2 separate regions of the Homo sapiens genome follow, and region 1 is linked to region 2. The links are chromatin loops, found by intact Hi-C in ENCODE. Cell type or tissue: CD14-positive monocyte. All regions are shown on one strand. Links, peaks and the distances in the headings refer to the core of each region. The heading gives the core; the rest is flanking DNA.

Region 1 (9,847 bases), core at 1,166-9,165, 54 kb after region 2:
TTGTATTTTTTAGTAGAGAGAGCGTTTCACCGTGTTAGCCAGGATGGTCTCGATCTCCTGATCTCATGATCCGCCCGCCTCGGCCTCCCAAAGTGCTGGGATTACAGGCGTGAGCCACCGCGTCTGGCCTCAGCCAAGGTTTTTAAGTAACATATTTCAGCATTGGCTCTACAGCGTTGCAGGTTGGTCACATAAGCATTAGCTGGGTCTGAAATATTAGTAAGCATTTTATTATTCCAGCAAAGATTCACATGAATTAACTATGTATCAGAAGGCATGACAACTGCAGTGTGCTTGCTGGACAAAAAATTACCATTGCAGTAAATTCTCATGCTCCCAGTCTAAACGGATTATCAGCTAGGGATCTGAGAAGAAATCCCATGTTCCTTTTGAGACAAATAACCCGCTCCCGCTGCTGGGTCACTGTAGCCTTAGCTTTGTTGTCTGTTTACTACAGAATGGTGCATCCAAATCCCTGTTTTCTCTTGTAGTTTTAAAAAAGTCTATATCTTTTAATGATGCATAGTAAAAAAATTTCCACACGAATGATGTGATATCTAGAATTTGTTTCAGAATTATCTGGGGGCAGATTATTCTGGCCACATGTGCATGGTGGTTCTAGTTGAGCCGGGTGAGAAGTTTGTGGAGGGTTATTATATGATTCTCTATGTTGGTATTTGATATTCTTGGTAGTAGAGTTTTTAAATTGCCATTTTCCACCAGCAGTTCCTGGGCTAGTTTTCCTATGATCATTTTAAAGGTTCTGAAAGAGAAGTCTGGTTTTGATCCACGTTGCCACATTGTAATGTGTTCATAGTTGGTAAGTGCCCTTCCGTGGCTGAGCCAGATGCTGCATATATGGGTGAAACCCGAGCACGCTGCCCTCTGCTTCCTGAGAGGGCATTTGTAGGAGTGGGTAAGGGCTTCTCTGGAGCACAACTGCCTGGCTTTGGTGCTGTCTCCCCCACTTACTAGCAGGGAGGACTTAGCCTCTGTGGGTGTTCCCTTCCTTTCCTGTTTTTAAGAAGAGGTGAATGATAGTATCCTTTTCATGGCATTGTTGTAAGGGTTGAATGAGTGGCTCAGAGTAGAGGCTCCATCCACGCTTGCTCTTATCATTCATAGAACATGAACGATTGGATGCCCATCGCCAAGGAGTATGATCCACTCAAAGCGGGCAGCATTGATGGCACCGATGAAGACCCACACGACCGCGCGGTCTGGAGGGCAATGCTGGCACGATATGTCCCCAACAAAGGTGTCATAGGAGATCCCCTCCTCACCCTGTTTGTGGCCAGACTAAACTTGCAGACCAAGGAGGACAAATTAAAGGAAGTCTTTTCCCGCTATGGTGACATCCGGCGGCTTCGGCTGGTCAGGGACTTGGTCACAGGTTTTTCAAAGGGCTACGCCTTCATCGAATACAAGGAGGAGCGTGCCGTGATCAAAGCTTACCGAGATGCTGATGGCCTGGTTATTGACCAGCATGAGATATTTGTGGACTACGAGCTGGAAAGGACTCTCAAAGGGTGGATCCCTCGGCGACTTGGAGGCGGTCTTGGGGGAAAAAAGGAGTCTGGGCAACTGAGATTTGGGGGACGGGACCGGCCTTTTCGAAAACCTATTAACTTGCCAGTTGTTAAAAACGACCTCTATAGAGAGGGAAAACGGGAAAGGCGGGAGCGATCTCGATCCCGAGAAAGACACTGGGACTCGAGGACAAGGGATCGAGACCATGACAGGGGCCGGGAGAAGAGATGGCAAGAAAGAGAGCCGACCAGGGTGTGGCCCGACAATGACTGGGAGAGAGAGAGGGACTTCAGAGATGACAGGATCAAGGGGAGGGAGAAGAAGGAAAGAGGCAAGTAGAGGCCCAACAGCAGAACCCCAAAGTGAAGTTACAGTGGAAATGAGTGGAGGGGGATTGTCTTTCAACGCAGCGTGAGTCTAATGGTTGAATAAAACTTACTGATGATCATGGGGTTTGGAATAGTTTTCTTTCCAATCTGGAACTTCGGTTCAAGCTGATAGGAATTTATCATCTTCCTCACATAGTTCTAAGGACATGTTATTTAACAGGATCAAGAAGCAATTTTGTAGTTACTGGCATCTGTACAGAAGGGCATTTTCTTTTCTTTTCTTTTTTTTTTTTTTGAGACAGAGTCTCACTCTGTTGCCAGGGCTGGAGTGCAGTGGTAAAATCTTGGCTCACTGTAACCTCTGCCTCCTGGGTTCAAGTGATTCTCCTGCCTCAGCCTCCCCAGTAGTTGGGATTACAGGCATGTGCCACCATGCCCGACTAATTTTTGTATTTTTAGTGGAGATGGGGTTTCACCATGTTGGTCAGGCTGTTTTCGAACTCCTGACCTCAGATGATCCACCTGCCTTGGCCTCCCAAAGTGCTGGGATTACAGGTGTGAGCCACTACTCCTGGCCTGGTCTCCAACTCTTGACCTCAAATGAGCCACCTGCCTTAGCCTCCCAAAGTGCTGGGATTACAGGCATAAGCCACTGCGCCCAGCCAGAAGGGCATTTGTAAGGAGCTAGTATTCAGATTTAATTTGGCAGTAGGAATTTGATTTTCTTCCATCTATTTTAAATGATCATCTTGAGTACGTGGCAAAAAGAGGTTATGACCTAATCACACTCCTCTGAGTCCTTAGAGGAAGAACACTAATCTGGTCAGAATAAATTGTATCTTTTCTATCTTTATATCCATAGCCCAAGAGTTTGCTGAATTGAAATAAAAATGGGATAGAAAAGTGAATTCAAGGAGAATGTCCAGAGCCCTAATACCAGAAGGCAGTCTGCACAGCCAGGTCAGCATTCTTGAACAAATGCACTTCCATTCTCACTCAAAATGCCGACTGCCTTTCTTCTTTTTCTGACTGACATTTAAAATTAAAAACCAAAGTTGCTGGGCTGTGATCTATGGCAGCCTTCCAGCCCTTTGAAAAGATAAAGTTAGACAGAAGTGGTGGTGAAATGAAAATGAAGAATAAGGAGTGGTCAGGATCTATGAAAGAATTACAGCTAGTTCTGATGGATTGATTTTTCCTTTCTCTCTTATCTAGTCTCTGGGGTGCTCGAGAGCTAGATCTGCTGACCTTAACTTCTGAGGACTTTGAGCAAGTACCATACTGTTCGGATGATTTTCAAAAAAGTGACATTTAGCATTTTGATAAATGGCCGTCTTTGAAAGTTCATATTCTGAAAATTCAAGATGTTTCATGCAAAATAAATGATTTAGTACCATTGCTAGGTTTTCGCATAGGAGTATGAATCTCTCATGATATTATACAGGGAACTGGACCAACCTGCTGTGGCTTAAAATTGCTGTCAGCTGTTAGAACAGTTTTAGAAAAATAGGCCCTTTCCTTTGTGAATTTCCAGTACAGAATTTTATTATTTCCCAAGTCTCAGAAAACAACCTTGCAGGAAACCTTTTTGATTTCACTCACATTTAATTTACAAAGTGTTCCCTTATTATGGCACCAGAAGGGTGTTGTGGGCTAGGGTTGGTAGATTGTCTAGAAAACAAGACTGCCTGCATTAGGGAAGCCTTGTGAGATACCATCAGGACAAAAAGCAAAGCCAGTTGCAGTGTTTGTGTAGTTGTCAACTCTGAGCATCAGAACAGGGAGAGATTGAAAACATGCACACTTGGCTGGGCACGGTGCTCACGGCTGTGATCCCAGCACTTTGGGAGGCCGAGGCGGGCAGATCACCTGAGGACAGGAGTTCGAGACCATCCTGGCCAACATGGTAAAGCCCCATCCCTACTAAAAATACAAAAATTAACTGGGCGTGGTGGCAGGTGCCTGTAATCCCAGCTACTCAGGAGGTTGAGGCAGGAGAATGGCTTGAACCCAGGAGGCGGAGGTTGCAGTGAGCCAAGACCGGACCACTGCACTCCAGCCTGGGCGACAGAGCGAGACTCTGTCTCAAAAAAAAAAAAAAAAAGAAAAGAAAAAAAGAAAACATGCACACTGAGGCTGGGCGTGATGGCTCACGGCTGTAATCTCAGCACTTTGGGAGGCCATGACAGGTGGATGGCTTGGAGCTCAGCAGTTCGAGACCAGTCTGGGCAACGTGGTGAAAACTTCTCTTTACGAAAAACACAAAAATTAGCCGGGTGTTGGTTTTGCTTGCCTGTAGTCCCACCTACTTGGGAGGCTGAGGCTGGAGAATTGCTCGAGCCCGGGAAGCAGAGGTTGCAGTGAGCTGAGATTGTGCCACTGCACTCCAACCTGGGTGACAGAGTAAGACCCTGTCTCAAAACAAAAAACAAAAAACTTGCACACTCAGACTCCAACCCTGTACATTTGGGCTTAGTGTTCTATGGGCTGTGGTGACTTTGAAAGAAAAACAATGGTACAGCCTCCATGGTAGGGACTTTGGCAGTCTCCATGAACATGACAGAAGCAAATACTCTTTGATCTAGCAATTCTGCTTCTAGTTTATTCTGTAGACTTTTGTGTGTGTGACAGTGTGCAACACTTTTTGAGAGTAAAGGATTGGAAGGAAGCTACCTGTCCATCAGTGGGGCCTAGATAAACATTAATAAATATCACCCCCATATGGTAGACCAGGGCATTGTAGGATGTTCATTAGCACCTTCCTTGGTGTCTACCCATAGATGACAGTATCCTCTCTCCCCCTCCAGTTGTGACAATCAAAAATGTCTCCAGACTGCCAAATGTCCCCTGGGGGGCTCAGTCATCCGTGGTTGAGAGCCACTGTCTTTTCTTTTTTTTTTTGAGACAGAGTCTCGCTCTGTCGCCCAGGCTGGAGTGCAGTGGTGCGATCTCCGCTCACTGCAAACTCTGCCTCCCGGGTTCAAGCGATTCTCCTGCCTCAGCCTCCTGAGTAGCTGGGACAACAGGCGCATGCCCCCATGCCCAGCTAATTTTTGTATTTTTAGTAGAGATGGGATTTCTCTATGTTGGCCAGGCTGGTCTCAAACTCCTGACCTCATGATCTGCCTGCCTCAGCCTCCCAAAGTGCTGGGATTACAGGTATGAACCACTGCTCCTGGCCATGAGAGCCGCTGTCTTATGTACTCATATGGAGTTATTGCTATACATTTTTTTTTCTTTTTTGAGGCAGGGTCTCACTCTGTCCCCCAGGCTGGAGTGCAGTGGTGTGATCACAGCTCACTGCAGCCTTGAACTGGGCTCAAGGGATCCTCCTGCCTTAGCCTCCCAAGTAGCTGAGATCATAGGTGTACACCACCACACCCACCTATTTTTTTATTTTAATTAATTTTTTGTAGAGGTGGGTTATTGCTATGTCACCTAGGTTTGTCTTAAACTCCTGGGCTCAAGTGATCCTCCCTACTTGACCTCCCAAAATATGGGGATTATAGGTGTGACCCACTGCACCTTGGCCCTCTCTAGGATATTTCAAGGGGAAAAAAGAAAAGCACAGAACAGCATGAATATATTATGCTGCCATTTAAATAAAAAAAAAAAGGAGGGCCAGGTATGGTGGTTCATGTCTATAGTCCCATCTACTCGGGAGGCTGAGGCAGGAGGATTGCTTGAGGCCAGGAGTTTGGGACCAGCCTTGGTGACATAGTAAGACCTTGTCCCTTAAGAAAAAAGGAAAGAAGGAATATATACACACATGTACATATATATATGCTTTTTGTTCTTGATTTTATTTTACATAATTGCATGTATAAACTTTCTGATGGATTGATTTTTCCTTTCTGTCCCGATTATCTAGCCTCTGATGTGCTCAAGAGCTGGATCTGCTGACTTATCAAAAAAGTGACATTTGGCCAGGCACGGTGGCTCACACCTGAATTCCCAGCACTTTGGGAGGCTGGGGTGTGAGGATCACTTGAGCCCAGGAGTTTGAGACCAGCTTAGGCAACAAAGTAAGACCTGGTCTCTACAAAAAATAATTAGCTGGGCATGGTGGTGCACATCAGTAGTACCAGCTACTTGGGAGGCTGAGGTGGGAGGATTGCTTGAGCCCAGGGGTTCATAGCTGCAATGAGCTATGATAGTGCCACTGTACTCCAGCCTAGGTGACAGAGTGAGACCCTGTGTCCAAAAAAAAAAAAAAAAAAAAGGCCAGCCACAGTGGCTCACACCTGTAATCCCAGCACTTTGAGAGGCCAAGGCAGGTGAATCACTTGAGGTCAGGAGTTCGAGACCTCGAGACCAGCCTGGCCAACATGGTGAAACCCCGTCTTTACTAAAAATACAAAAATTAGTCAGGTATGGTGGCACACACATGTAGTCCCAGCTACTTGGGAGGCTCAGGCATGAGAATTGCTTGAACTCAAGAGGCGGAAGTTGCAGTGAGCAGAGATGGTGCCACTATACTTTGGCTTGGGCAATAGAGCAAGACTATCTCAAAAAAAAGAGAGACATTTAGTGTTTAGGAAAGATAACCAAGAAACTGGCAATTTTGGTTACCTGTTGGAAGGGCAACAAAGGTGGCCAGGGGTGGGAGAGAAATTCATCAGTATACCTGCTTCTATACTCTTTGAGAATAAATTCTAATAATTCTAATGGGCACTCAGGTTTGAGAAACACTGCTCTAACGCAGCAATAATTACCCTGTCTGATCATTTCTTTTTTTCGGCAATCTGGAAGCAGAGTCCATTCTAGATTCTGCAAATTCACCTGATGGTTTCTTTCTTTCTTTTTTTTTTTTTTTTTAGATGAAGTCTCACTCTGTCGCCCAGGCTGGAGTGCAATGGCACGATCTAGGCTCACTGCAACCTCTGCCTCCTAGGTTCAAGGAATTCTCCTGTCTCGGCCTCCTGAGCAGCTGGGATTATAGGCATGCACCACCTCGCCTGGCTAATTTTTTTGTATTTTTGTAGAGATGGGGTTTCACCGTGTTGGCCAAGCTGGTCTCGAACTCCGGACCTCAAGTGACCCACCTGCCTCGGCCTCCCAAAGTGCTGGGATAGCAGGCGTGAGCCACTGTGCCCAGCCTCACCTAATGGTTTCTTAGCAAACTTCAGTAGAATGTTTAGAACGCGGCCCTGATAAACTTGAGTGCTGGTAGGAGGTGCTACCTCGCTCAATCTGTGAGCAACCAGCCCTGTGCCCTGGATGCTTGGCGGGTGGAGAGAAAGACAGTGTTATGTGGGCAAGCCTCCAACTCACCAGTTGCAGTAGAGCATCTGGCTCTCTGTCTGCTGCTATAGCCCTGTGAGTCAGCCAGACGTGTGGTCCCCAAGCCAGCTTCCCACCTAGCACCCTTGTTCTGCTACAGCTCCCCCACCTGCCCTCCTGCATTGCCTAGGATCCCACGCCCCGCTTTCAGTCTGCTCTGGGACATCTGTCTTCTTCTTTGCAGGGGACTAAGTATATGACTTAATGAATCCTAAAAGGAAAAAAAGATGTCAGGAAAAAAAAGTGCACACAAGAAATGTTGCAACATCTCATCCTTAGCAACTTTGTTTGGTTAGTACTGCATAACTCACAGCAGATTCCAAGGCACCTGCCTTGAACATTGCTACATGCTCTAGGCATTATCAGGAACGCAGCCAGGGTGCCTGCAAAGTTGTCTCCAGTTTCTGGGTAAGAGGACCATCATCCATATTGTCTGTGGCTTTGTGTCTGAGTTGGGCTACTGAGCCTGTGACTTCAGACCCCTTGTCTGCCTGATGGATACATTCTGTATAATACGTTACCATCACAATTTCATGAATGTAACTAATGAAGATCTAGCCCTTCCATGCCTCCTGCTGAACTATGTCACCTGTGATAATAAAACCTCTACACATAGCATTTTATACAAAGCAAGTCAAACAGCAATGATAGTGGCAAGTGATGTATTTGGCTTAAAGAAGCTTGTGTTACTGAAGTTAACGCAGAAGTCTGGCCTCCGTTTGTGGGATTATTAAATATATATCCTACGGGATCAGAGTCATCTATTAGAAACAGTGATAGCCCTGGGTATAAATAAACATTTCTTTAGAGTTTGGCGTCAGTTTTTCAATGTCCATCCTCAAATCAGACAGTCTGTTTGAGGGGTCAGTTTTCAGGGTGCATCTGCACCGAGAGGCTTGAGGCAGCAATGACCCCTGGGCTGCAGTTCGGTTGCAGGCGCTGGTGGCGGGCAGTCCAGGTTGGAGGGTGGAGATGGGCCAAGGTCACAGATGCTGCAGGGCTTCCTGTCCTTGCTCTGTGTAACCGTCATCGCGGTGGGTGTTTGCCCACTGTCCAAAGGACTCCTGGATGTGCACGTTTCTCTGTGTGTTGGCCAGGCGCTTCTTATCTCGGGAGAAGAAGCTAAACCTTTGGAAGGGAAAGCAAACACAGAAATGAGAGCTGACCCTTTGCTGTGCAAGTCACGTTTTTTGCAATGCCGGAGACATATAGCAGCAAACTTAGAAGGGAGCAAATCAATTCAAGGTGTGAAAGACAAAGTTGGGGGTGCAGGTCAAAGTTATTCCAAGAAAGCAGCAGGGTATTCTGCGTGTCATTTGGACACGGTACCTTGGAGGTCACGCGGTATGGGCAAGGCATGCATGCTGATGTGATGTGTGAGGTGTCTTCCACGTTAGCCGCTATGGAGGATTTATCCCGTTACCAGTGGAAATCAAAAGCTGCTGAAACAAATCTTGGGTTTCTTTAATTACCCTAATGACGCAGAGAAAGGAATACTTGAAAACCGTGTGGAATATAAGAGGATTCTGTTGTAAACGAATGAGTATTTCTAATTTAAATAGTTCTGTATTTGTTTAATGTCAGTCAGGAAACTGTGGCCCAGATTTCATGGACATTACTGCTTAGATGAGGCTAAAGGAAGTACTTAAGAAAAATGAACAATAAAACATATACTATGGGCTGAGCGCGATGGGTCACGCCTGTAACCCCAGCACTTTGGGAGGTCGAGGCAGGCAGATCACTTGAGGTCAGGAGTTCGAGACCAGCCTGGCCAACGTGGTGAAACCCCGTCTCTACTAAAAATACAAAAATTATCCAGGTGTGGTGGCACACGCCTGTAATCCCAGCTACTTAGGAGGCTGAGGCAGGAGAATCGCTTGAATCTGGGAGGCGGAGGTTCCAGTGAGCCGAGATCACGCCACTGCACTCCAGCCTGGGCAAGAGAACAAGACTCTGTCTAAAAAAATAAAATAAATATATATATATAAGTAAAACATGGTACGCATGGTTCTCTGATATAAAATTAGGGAAACATCCATTTGCACTTTCAAAAATAGATCTAATGGTGAAAGCCTTTAGGCCGTATCACTGTAACCAGCTACAGAGCCACAGTTAGTCTGGCCTCAGACTTTAACTGAGGTAGACAGAGGTCTTTTTAAAACAGCTGTGACTGTTGCATATTGATCAGAGAGAGCCATCAGGAACTTTCAGATGCCTGAAAGATAAAGGCAGAAGTCATAAGCATACTTGAGTTTGTTACCATAGAAAAAAGAAAGAAAAAAACAAAAGAAAAAAAAAAGTCACAAGCAAAAAGCCTGCAAGGTAGTCCATTTATTTTTATTTTTATTTTTTATTTTTGAGATGGGGTTTCACTCTTGTTGCCCAGGCTGGAGTGCAATGGCTCACTGCAACCTCCACCTCCCCGGTTCAAGTGATTCTTCTGCCTCAGCATCCTGAGTAGCTGGGATTACAGGCACCCGCCACCACACCTAGCTAAGTTTTTGTATTTTTAGTAGAGATGGGGTTTCACCATGCTGACCAAGGTGGTCTCAAACTCCTGACCTCAGGTGATCCACCTGCCTTGGCCTCCCAAAGTGCTGGGATTACAGGCGTGAGCCACTGTGCCTGGCCAAAGTAGTCCCTTTAAAACAAGGTCTGCTTTGAGGTCATGTAAACAAACTAGGACCCTGGTCAGTGAACCTGAA
Region 2 (9,847 bases), core at 579-8,578:
TAGGATTACAGATGTGAGCCACCGCGCCCAGCCCTATTTGTTCATTGTAAAAGATGACTGCTGGCCAGGCACGGTAATCCCTGTAATCCCACCACTTTGGGAGGGCGAGGCAGGCGGATTATGAGGTCAGGAGCTGAGATCCTGCCACTGCACTCCGGCCTGGGCGACAGAGCGAGACTCTGTCTCAAATAAATAAAATAAAAGATGATTGCTACAGCAACCACCTCCTGTGCCTTCTGAGACTTGGCTTGAAAACCTTTTTTTTTTTTTTTTTTTTTTTGAGACGGAGTCTCATTCTGTCGCCCAGGCTGGAGTGCAGTGGCATGAACTCAGCTCACTGCAACCTCTGCCATCCAGGTTCAAGCAATTCCCCTGCCTTGGCCTCCTGAATAGCTAATTTTTGTATTTTTAGTAGAGACAGGGTTTCACCTTCTTGGCCAGGCTGGTCTCGAACTCCTGACCTTGTGATCCACCCACCTCGGCCTCCCAAAGTGCTAGGATTACAAGCATGAGCCACTGCACCCGGCGAAAACCTACTTCTGAGCCTGTTCCTCCCCGGTCTAGGTTTGTAGTTGGAATCCTGCAGTGTGAGAACCGCCAGAGCTCAGCTGACGTCACAGCTCTGTTACCTGTTGTCAAGCTAGGCCCATCTCTAGGAGAATCACCCCAAGGACTTATTTTCCAAAATGCCCACCTGCCAGCATCAGATTTTACCAAGAGTTGCAGTCCAAGCATTTCTCACCGTAACTTTTTTTAGTCTCCTGGGGTACCACAGCCACCCAGGCCATCTTAACCTTTCTTTCTGAGTGGGTTCTCTTACCCTATCTATCCCCACAGGGAGGCAGGGGAGCATTTATATATTTGGAGACAGGGTCTCACTCTGTCACCCAGGCTGGAGTGTAGTGGTGTGATCATAGCTCACTGCAGCCTCAAACTCCCGGGCTCAATTAATCTTCCCGCCTCAGCCTCCCCAGGAGCTGGGACTACAGGTGCTCACCACCATGCCTGGCTAATTTTTTGTTTTTTGTAAAGATAGGTTCTTACTATGTTGCCTAGGCTGGTCTCGAACTCCTGGGCTCAAGCAATCCTCTCACCTTGGCCTCCAAAAGTGCTGGAATTACAGGCTTGAACCACTATGCCTGGCCAGGGTTGCAGTGTTACACAGGGTTCTAGGGATTAGGAGCCCTGATCTAATGATGCTGTTGAGACAGTGTTCTGGACTAGACTCTTAAACACTACCAGCTCTTCCTGGAAGGCAGAGTGGTTGAAGCCTGTGTGTGGACTTTGTATCTGGGCTCAAGTCCTGCTTCTACCACTTTCTAGCTGAGGACCTTAGACAAGACTTTTCACCCATTATGCCTTAACCTCCTTGGGAGGACCCCAAGGACAATAGTGATACCCATCCCACAAAAGTATGTGAGACAGCATCGGAAAGGTACTTAGAATGATGCAGGCGAGGCATACAGTAAATTATTACTATTATTAGGACTTGCCAGTGACTCTGGACCCATAAAGCTTGGCAGCTCCGCGCCCGGGCCTTGGAATCAGGCCTGCATTTGCCTCCTGGGCAAGCTGCTTCCTAGCTCCACAGCCAGAGTTTCAGTTTCTAAACCTATAAACTGGCCGGGCACGGTGACTCACGCCTGTAATCCCAGCACTTTGGGAGGCCGAGGAGGGCGGATCATGAGGTCAGGAGTTCGAGACCAGCCTGGCCAATATGGTGAAACCCCGTCTCTACAAAAATACAAAAATTAACCCAGTGTGGTGGCATATACCTATAGTCCCAGCTAGTCGGGAGGCTGAGGCAGGAGCATCGCTTGAATCTGGGAGGCAGAGATTGCAGTGAACCCAGATGGTGCCACTGCACTCCAGCCTGGGCGATAGAGCAAGACTCCGTCCCCACCACCCCCCAAAAAAAAGCCGGGTGCGGTGGCTCACGCCTGTAATCCCAGTGTGTCCGGAATTGGTGGGTTCTTGGTCTCACTGACTTCAAGAATGAAGCCGCGGACCCTCGCGGTGAGTGTTACAGTTCTTAAAGGTGGCGTGTCCAGAGTTTGTTCCTTCTGATGTTCAGATGTGTTCGGAGTTTCTTCCTTCTGGTGGGTTCGTGATCTCGCTGGCTCAGGAGTGAAGCTGCAGACCTTCGTGGTGAGTGTTACAGCTCTTAAGGCGGCGCGTCTGGAGTTGCTCGTTCCTCCTGGTGGGCTCCTGGTCTCCCTAGCTTCAGGAGTGAAGCTGCAGACCTTCGGGGTGAGTATTACAGCTCATAAAAGCAGTGTGGACCCAAAGAGTAAGCAGTAGTAAGATTTATTGCAAAGAACAAAAGAACAAAGCTTCCACAATGCGGAAAGGAACCCGAGCGGGTTGCCACTGCTGCCTGGGGCAGCCTGCTTTTATTCTCTTATCTGGCCCCACCCACATCCTGCTGATTGGTAGAGCCAAGTGGTCTGTTTTGACAGGGCGCTGATTGGTGCGTTTACAATCCCTGATCTAGACACAAAGGTTCTCCACGTCCCCACCAGATTAGCTAGATACAGAGTGTGGACACAAAGGTTCTCCAAGGCCCCACCAGAGTAGCTAGATACAGAATGTCGATTGGTGCATTCACAAACCCTGAGCTAGACACAGGGTGCTGATTGGTGTGTTCACAAACCTTGAGCTAGATACAGAGTGCCGATTGGTGTATTTACAATCCCTGAGCTAGACACAAAGGTTCTCCACGTCCCCAGCAGACTCAGGAGCCCAGCTGGCTTCACCCAGTGGATCCCGCACCGGGGCTGCAGATGGAGCTGCCTGCCAGTCCCGTGCCCTGTGCCTGCACTCCTCAACCCTTGGGTCGTTGATGGGACTGGACACCATGGAGCAGGGGGTGGGGCTCGTGGAGGAGGCTTGGGCCGCACAGGAGCCCACGGAGGGGGTGGGAGGCTCAGGCATGGCGGGCTGCAGGTCCCGAGCCCTGCCCCACGGGAAGGCAGCTAAGGCCCGGCGAGAAATCGAGCGCAGCGCCGGTGGGCTGGCACTGCTGGGGGACCCAGCACACCCTCAGCAGCCGCTGGCCCGGGTGCTAAGCCCCTCATTGCCCGGAGCCGGCAGGGCCCGCCAGCTGCTCCGAGTGCGGGGCCCACCAAGCCCACGCCCACCCGGAACTCCAGCTGGCCCGCAAGCGCCCCGCGCAGCCCCGGTTCCCGCTCGCGCCTCTCCCTCCACACCTCCCTGCAAGCTGAGGGAGCGGGCTCCGGCCTTGGCCAGCCCAGAAAGGGGCTCCCACAGTGCAGCGGTGGGCTGAAGGGCTCCTCAAGTGCCGCCAAAGTGGGAGCCCAGGCAGAGGAGGCGCCGAGAGCGAGCGAGGGCTGTGAGGACTGCCAGCACGCTGTCACCTCTCACCAGCACTTTGGGAGGCTGAGGCGGGTGGATCACGAGGTCAGGAGATCGAGACCATCCTGGCTAACACGGCGAAACCCTGTCTCTACTAAAAATACAAAAAAATTAGACGAGTGTGGTGGCAAGTGCCTGTAGTCCCAGCTACTCAGGAGGCTGAGGCAAGAGAATGGCGTGAACGTAGGCAGCAGAGCTTGTAGTGAGCCGAGATCGTGCCACTGCACTCCAGACTGTGCGACAGAGCGAGAGACTCCGTCTCAAAAAAAAAAAAAAAAAAAATCTATAAACTGGTGCACCGGTACCGGTCCCCATCTCCCCAGGTTATGAGGAACAAATGAGATAATCCACAGAGCAGGCGAAACACATTGAGTAAGCCACTGTTATTTACTAAGAAGACAGGCTCACGGAATGGTTGCGGCAGCCTCATTAGTTCCTTTGCGAAGTGCAGACACCCGCTCTCTGTTTCATTGATTCCTAAATGCATTTTGTTCACATCTTAACACCTCTGAAATCAGGATGAGTCCTAAAATCGATAGCTTCTTAACATTTTAGTTTGCAGCAATCTTTCCCTTCATAGTGACACCAGATAATCGTGCATCGCTTAGACTGAATGAATGCAATTGATTCATTATACAATGAAATGTAGATATATGACATATACACACATATACCATGTGTACCATCGTAACTAAGAGACCACTCTAGATAAGCTATAGAAAGTATAAAAATCATTTTACTTTAATACAAAATCACATAAAGAAAGGCATGTTGGCTAAATCAAATATTCACTAAATATCAGTGAAGTCACCACTGGAATCTCAATAGCACATTTTCCTGCTTTCTTTTCTCCCTTCTGCTAACCATTGAAGACCAGGGTCATCCGTGGGAGCAGATGAGTAGGACACGCGTCTGCACGCTGGAGGCCCTGGGGGTTGACATGGGAGCAGGAAGTGGACCCCCCCACCCTGCACATCCCTTCTGTTTTTCTTGATTTCAGTCTCACTGGCCCAGGCCAAATCTTCAAGGGTGTCTAGTTCTGCAGCCAGGGAGAAAGTGATGCCAAGAGAACCTCGTCTCCTCCCTCCTCAGTCTGCTTTGAAGGGGAAATAAATACACAGGCCTAGTGTGTCTGTGTGGCACAGGGAGGTGGTTTTGCCAGGCATCTTGGAAGGTTGTCTTCTAGAATCAGAGCCATAGCCTTACTTGTGGCCTTGGATCTAGGTCTGTTTCCCCGATCGAAAAAAGAACCTGGTGTGGAGAGAGAGAGGGTTCAGGGTAAGCAGAAGGAACAAAGCAAGGGGCACAGCAACCCCCGTAAAATTTCTAAGTAGCTCTTGCAGCTGTTGACTCAAAAATATGTCCAGGCCAGGCATTGTGGCTCACGCCTGTAATCCTATGATTTTGGGAAGCTGAGGCAAGAGGATGAGGATCACTTGATCCCAGGAGTCTCAGACATGCCTGGGCAGCATAGTGAGACCCCATCTCTAAAAAAAAAAAAAAATTAACCAGGCGTGGTGGCATACACCTGTAATCCCAGCTACTCAGGAAGCTGAGGCAGGAGAATCGCTTGAACCCGGGACGCAGAGGTTGCAGTGAGCCGAGATTGCGCCACTGCACTCCAGCCTGGGCGACAGAGCAAGACACTATCTCAAAAGAAAAAGAAAAAGCAAAAAAACCCCAAAAAACCCGGGTGCGGTGGCTCATGCCTGTAATCCCAGCACTTTGGGAGACGGAGGCAGGCAGATCATGAGGTCAGGAGATCGAGACCATCCTGGCTCACACGGTGAAACCCCGTCTCTACTAAAAATACAAAAAATTAGCCGGGTGTGGTGGCGGGCGCCTGTAGTCCCAGCTGCCTCGGGAGGCTGAGGCAGGAGAATGGCATAAACCCGGGAGGCGGAGCTTGCAGTGAGCCAAGATGGTGCCACTGCACTCCAGCCTGGGTGACAGATTGAGACTCCGTCTCAAAAACAAAAACAAAAAAACACATTCATTCGTTCATTCATTCACTCATTGATTCTAGTAGCTCATTAAGTTTATCTGACCCTGAAAGGGTGGCCTCACGCTCATTAGCCACTAGCCACATGTCCTCAGGCTAGCTCATGCACAGAACACACATTTCACTTTTGCTCTATTAGGCTCAAACTCCAATTAGGTGTCCTAAGCTCCCGTAGAAGGACGCTGAAAGAAACCAGTAGTTTATGCCTTCTGGAAGCCTGATTTGCAACAAGACAGCCAATGAAAGTCCTAAATGAACACCTTCACTTCGGACACCTGGGTGGAGGTGCTCTTTCATTATCTTACCTCAGAAGACCCTTCCTTGTGGAAGAAACACTTCCATTAGGCTGGGTGCAGTGGCTTACACCCGTAATCCTAGCACATTGGGAGGCTGAGGCGGGCGGATTGCTTGAGCTCAGGAGTTCCAGACCAGCCTGAGAAACGTGGAGAAACCCCATCTTTACCAAAAATACAAAAATTAGCTGGGCATGATGGTGAACACCTGTGGTCCCAGCTACTCGGGAGGCTGAGGTGGGAGGATCGCTTGAAACTGGGAGGCGGAGGTTGCAGTGAGCTGAGATCAAGCTACCGCACACCAGCCTGGGTGACAGAGTGAGACCCCATCTCAAAAAAAAAAAAAGGAAAAAAGAAACACCCCCATTGGCCTTACTTTGACCCTGTCTCCCAACCCTTCTCCACAAGGCAACCAGAGTGAGCTTTTTGTACATAAATACGGTCATGTTACTCTCCAGCTTAAAACCATCCAATGTCTCTTCCCAACGTACCTAGAATAAAACCCACAGTCAGCACCAGAAAGAATCCACGTGGCCCTGGGTGACCCAGCCCCTCCCACCTCTCCAATCCCACCTCCATTCTCTTCCCTGTTCCAGTCACCATGGTCTTCTGTTCTGAAAATTTCTTTTTTTTTTTGAGACAGAGTTTCACTGTGGTTGCCCAGGCTCAAGTGCAATGGCACGATCTCGGCTCACGGCAACCTCCGCCTACCAGAGTTCAAGCAATTCTCCTGCCTCAGCCTCCTGAGTAGCTGGGATTACAGGCATGCGCCACCACGCCCAGCTAATTTTGTATTTTTAGTAGAGATGGGGTTTCTCCATGTTGGCCAGGTTCGTCTCGAACTCTGGGCCTCAGGTGATCTGCCCGCCTTGGCCTCCCAAAGTGCTGGGATTACAGGCGTGAGCCACTGTGCCTGGCCTGTTCTGGGAATTTCTGTAGCCTGAAGCTCTTACACTTACTGTCCCGTCTACCAGGAATGCTCTTTTGTTTTGGTGGGAGACGGGATCTTGCTCTGTCATCCAGGCTGGAGTGTAGTGGTGTGACCATGGCCTACTGTAGCCTGGACCTCTTGTGCTCAAGAGATCCTCCCAAGTAGCTGGAACTACAGGCACATACCCGGCTAATTTTATTCTTTTTTGTAGAGATGAGGTCTCTACAAAAAAGCTCTCTATGTTGCCCAGGCTAGTCTCAAACTCTTGGGCTCAAGCGATCCTCTGGCCTTGGCCTCCCAAAGTGCTGGGATTACAGGCATGAGCCACTGCTCCTGTCCTGGAATGCTCTTCCTTCCGGTCTTTAATGTACTTCAGTGATCAGTTTGAATGTCACCTCCTCACAGAAGCCTTCCAGGACTTCCCAACTCGATTTTCTTGTGTTTTTTTTCCCACTGCTGTGATAAAAGATAACCCAAATCTAAAGTAGTCCTCTCTCTCCCGTTCTGTCCCCTTATTTGTGATCATAGCACATATAGCTATCTGAAATTGTCCTGTTAATATATTTCTTTACCTGTTCACTCTCTGACTCCCTCTACTAGAATGTAAGGTCCACGAGCCAGAGACTTTAGGTTCTGTTCACTGCTGTATCTTCAGCACCTACAACAGTGCCTGGCACATGGCAGACCCTCAGTAAATATTTGTTGAATGAATGGAGTACAGGAAAGCTGCAGCCTACTGTCCTGACACCTGGCAACTAAGAGGGCACATATCAGTGTGGTCCAAGGAACTTTTGAAAAAAATCCAGATTTCTGAGCTTCATCCAAGAACCACTGACTTGATTTCTTTTTCTTTTTCTTTCTTTTTTTTTTTTTTTTTTTTTTTGAGACAGAGTCTTGCTCTGTTGCTAGGCTGGAGTGCAGTGGCGCAATCTCAGCTCACTACAACCTCTGCCTCCCGGGTTCAAGCAATTCTCTTGCCTCAGCCTCTTGAGTAGCTGGGACTACAGGCTTGGGGTTTCACCATGTTGGCCAGGATGGTCTCAATCTTCTGACCTTGTGATCTGCCCGCCTCAGCCTCCAAAAGTGCTGAGATTATAGGTGTGACCCACTGCGCCCGGCTTTTTTTTTTTTTGAGACGGAGTCTCGCTCTGTCACTCAGGCTGGAGTGCAGTGGCACGATCTCGGCTCACTGCAAGCTCTGCCTGCTGGGTTCACGCCATTCTCCTGCCTCAGCCTCCCGAGTAGCTGGGAATACAGGCGCCCACTACCATGCCCGGCTAATTTTTTGTATTTTTAGTGGAGATGGGGTTTCACCATGTTAGCCAGGATGGTCAGCCAGGATGGTCTCCATATCCTGACCTTGTGATCTGCCCGCCTCGGCCTCCCAAAGTGCTGGGATTACAGGTGTGAGCTACTGCGCCCGGCCTACTGACTTGATTTCTGAGAATCTGAATTTTACACAAGCACCTCACTCTTAGTATAAGAGGCAGCATCCGAAGAACTATGGGATCAACCCTGGTGCACAGACATGAGGGAAGTATTCAGAGGAAAGTGCATAGCATGTTCCAATGCTGGGACACGGCTCATTCAAGAGGAATGGTCCCACGTGGGACAGGGAGAGGTCCTTGGGCATTTCCCACAGCCAGGCTGAAACTGCCTGTTGCTCCAGTTCTATTCTGGTTATCAAGAGGATATTGACTCCCTTTTTTCTTTTTTTTTTTTTTTTTGAGATGGAGTCTTGCTCTATTGCCCAGGCTGGAGTGCAGGGGTGTGATCTCAGCTCACTGCAATATCCTCCTCCCAGGTTCAAGTGATTATTCTACTTCAGCCTCCCGAGTAGCTGAAATTACAGAGGCCATGGCTAATTTTGTATTTTTATTTATTTAATTTTTATTTTTATCTATTTATTTTTTTTCAGACACAGTCTCATTCTGTCGCCCAGGCTGGAGTGCAGTGGTGCGATCTTGGCTCACTGCAACCTCTGCCTCCCAGGTTAAAGCGATTCTCCTGCCTCAGCCTCCCAGGTTAAAGCGATTCTCCTGCCTCAGCCTCCCAAGTAGCTGGGACTATAGGTACACGCCACCACACCCAGCTAATTTTTGTATTTTTAGTAGAGACGGGGTTTCTTTTTTTTTTTTTTTTTTTTGAGACAGAGTCTTGCTCTGTTGCCCAGGCTGGAGTGCAGTGGTGTGATCTTGGCTCACTGCAACATCCGCCTCCTGGGTTCATGCCATTCTCCTGCCTCAGCCTCCTGAGTAGCTGGGATTAAAGGAGCCTGCCACCATGCCTGGCTAATTTTTTTGTATTTTTAGTAGAGACGTGGTTTCACCATGTTAGCCAGGATGGTCTCGATCTCCTGACCTCGTGATCCTCCCGCCTCGGCCTCCCAAAGTGCTGGGATTACAGGCCTGAGCCACTGCGCCTGGCAGAGACGGGGTTTCACCATGTTGGCCAGGATGATCTTGATCTCTTGGCTTGGTGATCCGCCCACCTCGGCCTCCCAAAGTCTTGGGATTACAGGCGTAAGCCACTGTGCCCGGCCTATTTTTATTTTTTTTGAGACAGAGTCTCGTTTTGTTGCCCAGGCTGGAGTGCAGTGGTGCAATCTCAGTTCACTGCAACCTCTGCCTCCTGGGCTCAGGCGATTCTCCTGCCTCAGCCTCCCGAGTAGCTGGGATTACAGGCACCCGCCACCATGCCCGGCTAATTTTTGTATTTTTAGTAGAGACGGGGCTTCACCATGTTGGCTAGGCTGGTCTCGAACTCCTGACCTCAGGTGATCCTCCCACCTCAGCCTCCCGAAGTGCTGGGTTTACAGGCGTCAGCCACTGCGCCCGGTCGAGTTTGACTCTTGATTCCATTTCCTGAGCATCACCATGTGCAGCAGGAAACATTCTGGAAAGGTGTTTTCCCTGCCGTAGATTCCATGTAGCCCAAGATTAGGGGCGAATGCACTTAGGAGGTAAATAGATGCGGCTTCAGGTCTGAGTTCCACCACCACTGACCCGCTGTGTAACCTTTGCAGGTCATTGATCCTCTCTGACTCTCAGTTTGCCCGTCTGTAAAACAGATCTCCTGAGTAGATGTTTACTCAGCTCAGTGTCTGGCACATAGCAAATGCTCACTAAGTGGGAGCTATGTTAAATCTTTTTTTTTTTTTTTTTGAGACAGGGTCTCACTCTGTTGCTCAGACTGGAGTGCAGTGGCACCATCTCGGCTCACCTCAACCTCCGCCTCCCAAGCTCA

What was found. Hi-C counts contacts between places; a loop is a spot of excess contacts. Peaks named below come from ENCODE experiments on the same cell type or tissue, not always from the same donor. Only the 100,000 strongest peaks of a DNase experiment are listed, where the experiment ranks them.
Region 1: a loop joins it to region 2, with 2.0 times the contacts of the local background. A loop is called at or near these places in 6 of 110 quality-filtered maps.

The regions. Positions count from the first base shown.
Region 1 is chr12:123,464,413-123,474,259 of GRCh38, forward strand. It overlaps SNRNP35 (small nuclear ribonucleoprotein U11/U12 subunit 35), which reads left to right. Exons shown (of 2, transcript NM_022717.4): 2 at 1,126-2,524. The coding sequence starts at 1,129. The coding sequence ends at 1,869. It overlaps RILPL1 (Rab interacting lysosomal protein like 1), which reads right to left. Exons shown (of 7, transcript NM_178314.5): 7 at 5,642-8,270. The coding sequence ends at 8,126. Among named protein-coding and RNA genes, the nearest start is that of SNRNP35, 11 kb to the left of the region's middle. RefSeq lists an enhancer at 698-1,199 and a silencer at 4,390-4,684. In CD14-positive monocyte, for the core only: a CTCF peak has its summit at 4,591; a DNase peak (open chromatin) is centred at 4,579; H3K27ac peaks cover 569 bases.
Region 2 is chr12:123,411,296-123,421,142 of GRCh38, forward strand. It overlaps RILPL2 (Rab interacting lysosomal protein like 2), which reads right to left. Exons shown (of 4, transcript NM_145058.3): 4 at 3,744-4,626. The coding sequence ends at 4,596. Among named protein-coding and RNA genes, the nearest start is that of RILPL2, 20 kb to the right of the region's middle. In CD14-positive monocyte, for the core only: no CTCF peak of the experiment used is centred there; no DNase peak of the experiment used is centred there; H3K27ac peaks cover 278 bases.